Linked DNA regions of Mus musculus: region 1 is linked to region 2. Evidence: chromatin loops called from intact Hi-C (ENCODE). Cell type or tissue: heart. All regions are shown on one strand. Links, peaks and the distances in the headings refer to the core of each region. The heading gives the core; the rest is flanking DNA. Region 1 has its middle 80 kb from the start of Tnip3. Region 2 overlaps Tnip3 (TNFAIP3 interacting protein 3).

Region 1 (2,925 bases), core at 176-2,675, 110 kb after region 2:
CACACTAAAAGATTTTTCTGCTGTTTCTTGAGGAACAAAGAAAGTGTGAGATAGAGAAAAGAGCTTCATAATTAAAATTTAGCATGATTAATTAATAAATAATTAATCATAAATAATTAATTGGGTTAGAAGATGAATATGCATGGCTTAGTATTTTTTAAAAATGCAGGGATATATATATATATACATATATATATATATATATATATATATATATATATATATATATATATATATTGGTAAAGAACAGAATAAGAGGAAGGCTTTTTAACCACAGGAAGCAGGGGAAAAACATGTTATATGGATTGACTTTTTTTTTATCACTTACTTTTAAATCCAATTTTATAGAAAAAAAAGTTGAGAGTTTATAAGCGGAATGAATGAAGTGGTCCACGTAGAAGTCAAAGCTATGGATTGTGTTTTCTATCTGGCAATGGTATTTCTAAGCACATTTAGTTTTATGCTTGCTATGTCCAGTGAGTTCTGTTTGGAAAGGCACATACTGTATGTCCAGTGTAGGGCACAAATAAAAACCCCAAAATAGATACCAGACCTGAGGAAATACAGCTTCTCTCAGAGTACGTCTGGCTTTTTAAACCAGTGAGGCTTATTTTATTTTGTTTTTTATATTGTCAACACTATTTAAGTTAGGCTTTGGCTGTCCCACTCATATTAACAAGATCTTGATCTAATTTCATGTTGATATATATTATAAATGAAATTAAGCCAAGGGTGTGAATTATGTTTGGATGAAGGGAATATGATGCTTTAGAGTAGGTATTAACTACTCTAAATTTATTGACTTGATATTAATATTTATATGTTCAGACGATAGTGCTAATTGTGTTGTGACTTCCTAATATCCCCGAATATCAGAATGGACACATAGCAACGCTCAGAGGCCAGAGCATTCTACAGATGCCGAGGATAAGGTACGTAATGCCTTGCTGGCAAGATGGACCACACGATAAGGACAGTAGGAAATTAGGGGACAGCGTTGACTTTCTAAAACTTTACCTTCTTTCTCCTGAAAGGTGATTTTAAAGAATACATTTAGCATCTGGCCCATCTCCTCTCTTCTTTACGCCAGTAGTCTAATGGAATTGGCAAGTGAAATACTTTAGTAGAAATATAAATTCTGATCTGGTGTAAATGTGCTAGCATTAGTGAGAAATCACTCATCTATGAGAGTTACAAGATAACTATGACAGTAACAGTTTGCAATAAGCACACAGGTCTGGTTTTGAGAGAGAAAATGAAGATGAAGTGGCTTCATTCCAGGTTGTTGAACTGGAGTTCGGATCCTAGAATCTATCAGTGACAGAGACTTGTGCACACCACAGAATCTATCCTGATTCCCAACTGCTGTTTGGTGCCACCTAGTGGCTACGGTCTGCAACACCTTAACACTACACAGCTTCTGGTTATGGGAACCCCCATCTTACTGTCTTGAAGAAGGGGTGCTTCTGCTGAAAACTTCCTCTTCACTTATCATCTGCTTCATCAATGTTACCTCTCATTTTCAAGACAAGAGAAAGCTTTTGTTGTTGCTGTTGTTTTAACTTTGTAAGACATGTTTGTTTTTTGTTTTTTCTCAAGACAAAGGGGTTTTGTTTTGTCTTGTCTTGTCTTGTCTTGTCTTGTCTTGTCTTGTCTTGTCTTGTCTTGTCTTGTCTTGTCTTGTCTTGTCTCTTCTGTACTGTCAGGAAGACCATAGGAACTGTTTTCCAATCGCTTTATGTCAGAACTCAATTGTCTTAGACGTATTCTTCCTGGCTATTTCTCTATGTATCCAGCTTTAATATGGTGTTTAGAGAATGGACTCACAGACAGAACCATGAATTTCAAGAGGTATGCTGTGTCCTTGAGCATGGGTGCCTATTTCTGCAATTCCTTTCCATGTCTCCCTTTGTATAAAATAATTGGCTTAATTCTGCATCTCCCACCTAGAGAGACACAATGCCATACTGTCTTGATTTACAACTTTTTTTTATTATTGTTTTCTTTTTAATGTCCTCGGTTCTTTCTGGTGGAAGATAACTTTAACTGTTACATTTATTTTTTTTTGAAGTACTATGGGATTTTTCAGGCAGAAAATTATAGAGAAAATAAAAATTGCCACAGTATCACTACCTCTCAAATAAAATCAAATTGGTTTTTACAGGACCACAGAATGTGTTTCAAAAATTCAAATAGTACTTACATGAAAATCATGAAAATAAACTCATCTTCTTCCCTGAAATTATTACTAGTACATATCATTAAATTTCCTTTTTAGTCTGTCAACTTTATGACATGCTAAAATAGAAACATTTTGCATCTTGCTTTGGGGGGTTTAATGATATATTTTAGAATTCATTCCATAACAATACCTACAAGCATTCATTTGCCTCATTAAAAGTGTTAGAGAATCACTCAACTTGCCTATAACAGTTTAAACTCAAGGAAGGATTTTGTAATGGAAGACTGTGCAAAATCAGCTTAGCTTGCTGTTGCAAAATGAGAATTCTGTGACTGAGTAGAATGCACATTTTCATAGTCTGGAGGCTGGCGGTAGGAGGGGAGATGCAGGAAGCCCTTCTTGCTCTCTGGGAGGTTGACTTCTTGCTGTGTGAAGAGAAAGGAGGTCTCTCCTTGCCAGGACACTAAGAGGTCATAAAGGTTTATCATGATTTATTAAGAGTTCGACATGACTTTAGTTGGAGAATCACTGTATGAATTCTCAGGGGGGTCAAAACCCTTCCATCCACAGCAAAGTAGTTTTTTTTGGAAATGAGTCTAAGGATTCAGAAAGAAGTGCTATGGAAGCACAGTGGCTAATCTCCAAAATGGTTCCATAGAGCCCACTTCCTGGCATCCGTACTCTCAGCAACCTCCAACTATCTTCTTTTGAAATAAATGGATCACCATAGACACTAATGAGCA
Region 2 (2,925 bases), core at 330-2,829:
TTATAAGTTAATATATCAGAAACTCATTCTATTTTCGTAGGCAGTAGATCTTATGTAACTGACAAGTTTCACTTTATATATTGTATTTAAGTTGTGAATATCATCATAACTAACTCATACTTTATGTGATTATTATCTTCTGTGACATTGGATTAGAAATACTTTGCTAGTGATATATAGATTACTAGTTAGTGAATTTGAAATTTTATTTTCTAATGACTAAAACTGTAGCACATGGAGATAATATCTTATTTTCATTGCATACCACTAGAAAGAGGGAAATGATACCTTATAGCAATTCAATGGATTTCAAAGCTACAAACTTTATGCAATGGCCCGGGTTAACAACATGCCTTTCTAATGCATTTCTTCACTGGGGGGGGGGGGGGGGGCAGGGAACCGAAACCTTACTAGTTATACTTGTAGTCTATCTGTAGTAGAAATCAAAGCAAAATGAAAGTCTAGTATGTGTCTGAAAAATATCTGGACATTTTATTACAGAGTATCTATTTTTTATGTTTCTTTATGATACTAATGTAACCTACAGCCTTTACTACTCTCAGTGTTGATGTTTGGTGCTTAGTGTTAATTATCAAAATCGTGAATCACCTTGGAGATAGCCTCTAGGTATGCCTGGGGAAATTCTTTTGGTTACATTAATTGATATAGGAAGAACTGCCCACCATGGGCAGCACCATTCCCTGGCTAGGATACTGTACAAAAACAGAGACAAGGAACTAAGGGGCAGTATGGCTTCATTTTTGTCTCTGCTCATTGACAATGGATGTAAAATGAGAAGCTGTCCCACACTCCTACCACTGTGGCTTCTCCACAATTATACAGTATGCCCTCAAACTGTGAGGTTTCAAATAAGCCCTTCCTTCTAAATATTCTTTGTCAGAGCATTTTATCATAACTGAAGAGAAACTAAGACAAAAATTAGTACCTAGAAAAGAAGTGGGGCACTTTCTATATGAGCATACCAATGAAGTTCTTCAGTCCTTTGAGCTGTTATCACTGAAACATTCAACAGTTTGGTGCTTTGGAAGGATAGCTTAATAACCATTTTCTGGGATCTTGAGAAACAAAAGTGCTGCAAAAAAATGAAGACAATGGAGGCCTGGCTCATGAGGTCTCAAAGGAGAATGGGAGCTCTATTAGAGAAGTGGTGTTTTGGCAAAGACTCTGACTACATTCTGACCCTGTCCTGAGACTTCCGTGAAGCTGAACTTAAACATAGCAGACTAATTTGTTTGGTTGATGCAGGGAATGGGAAGAAGGTTACAGTTTCACGGAAAGAGTGCAGACAACAAAGCAGCTCTAATTGTTCTTGAGAGTAGCATCACTGAAGCGTACAATGGCACTCTACACTGGAACAATATAAAGGATAACTTTTAGATAAAACCTACTCACTAAAGGCTTTATAAAAATAATGCAAATTCACATGAAAGGAGAAAACCTGAACTGAGAAATCAGCTGAGGGTGTTCCCCATCCCTCAAAAGCAGGAGCTTAGGGGAGACCTTTCCCAAGGTCAGCACACAGAAGCTGATGCAACTCGGGTCCAAGCGTCCTAGATTCCATCTAATGGAACAGAACTTGACAGTGTCATCCCCATGGTGCTACATTAGAAGCAAAAAGGCCAAGACTGCAAGTGCCATGGAGTCCTACTCCATTCTATGGTTTTAGAGAGCTGAGGCCCTGCAATGTGTGGCTGGAACAAGAGAACATTGTGTGAAGTTGCAAAGGTAGAGCTAGGTGGCAGTAGAGACTCCAGGTCATTAGCGATTACAGATGATAGAATTGGTCGAGTGGAGCATGTTAAAAACAAAACTCATTATCTCAGCTTTGAATTAAATGTGATAACATCTCAAGTATAAGTTGAAGCTACAGAGCTTATCCTGAGGTTTCTAGAAAAATTCCCATCTAGAAAAATTCTTTGTTCATCTCTGAAAATGAACAAGGTGGAGTAAGTATATATCATGTAAGGCTTTAAATGGCTAAGAATAGAAGAATAACTTCGTTCATACTACCACTGGATGGCCATCTCAAGGCACTGTACAAACAAACAGAAGGTAAGATTAGCTCTACAGAAATGGGGGAAAAATAGTAAACCAAAGGAAAATGAGACTTACAGGTGCTTTCAGTTTGGGGTATTTTGCAGATGGCACTTACTATTTTCCAGCACCATCGGAGGTGGTTGCTGTAAACAGTTTTGGATGAACAGAACTGTTCCTTGGAGTCTGGCATCACATCCCAAGGGAAAGCAGTTCTGAGCTTTGGGTTTCTGCCAATGACATTTGAAACATCTGCTTTGCTAGGCTTGGTGGTGTAGCCCTGTAGGTCTGGCTCTTAGGACATCGCAGCAGGACCAGGACCTCAAGCTCATCTTTAGCTACCGAATGAAACTGAGGCTATTGTTCTATGTGAGACCACGTCTCAAAACAGGACAAGCAATAGTCTGCCTCGGAGCCTCCTGGATTGTGGGTTCACACCTGTCCTTCAGGGTAGAATCACAACGCTGTTGCTGTTACATGGGTGCTGTAAATGGCTGTATTTAAAGGTTCATCTCTAAGTCTCTGACTCTGAGCCTAAAATAGGAGCAGAACACAGATTTGGGACACACATTTTGGCATCTCAACATTGTCTGAAGGAGTTCACTCCAGACCACAAATTGGAGTTGTGGGTGCAATACAACTTCATAGTAACTTCTTTCCTGGTACAAAGGGATGTTGAATAGGCATTCCCTAGAGATCCCTTTTGTATGCATACATGAAGGAATGCCTATTAAAGCTGTGGTCTTACCATGTGCCTTGTGCTGTACACGTGGAGGAAGCTGGCTGAGAGCATTCCACTGATAGGCTGGCTGTGGGGAAAAAATAAAGCACTGTTATAGAAATATAGACTTCAAAAATGGAACAGTGGCA

Evidence for each region. Hi-C counts contacts between places; a loop is a spot of excess contacts. Peaks named below come from ENCODE experiments on the same cell type or tissue, not always from the same donor. Only the 100,000 strongest peaks of a DNase experiment are listed, where the experiment ranks them.
Region 1: it touches region 2 in a loop (6-fold over the local background); 3 of 42 quality-filtered maps call a loop at or near these places.

What each region holds. Positions count from the first base shown.
Region 1 is chr6:65,508,936-65,511,860 of GRCm38, reverse strand. No RefSeq gene overlaps it. Among named protein-coding and RNA genes, the nearest start is that of Tnip3, 80 kb to the left of the region's middle. In heart, for the core only: a CTCF peak has its summit at 1,383 (motif pointing left); no DNase peak of the experiment used is centred there.
Region 2 is chr6:65,614,672-65,617,596 of GRCm38, reverse strand. Tnip3 (TNFAIP3 interacting protein 3) reads right to left here. Exons shown (of 8, transcript NM_001001495.2): 7 at 2,804-2,864. Among named protein-coding and RNA genes, the nearest start is that of Tnip3, 26 kb to the right of the region's middle. In heart, for the core only: a CTCF peak has its summit at 1,756; no DNase peak of the experiment used is centred there.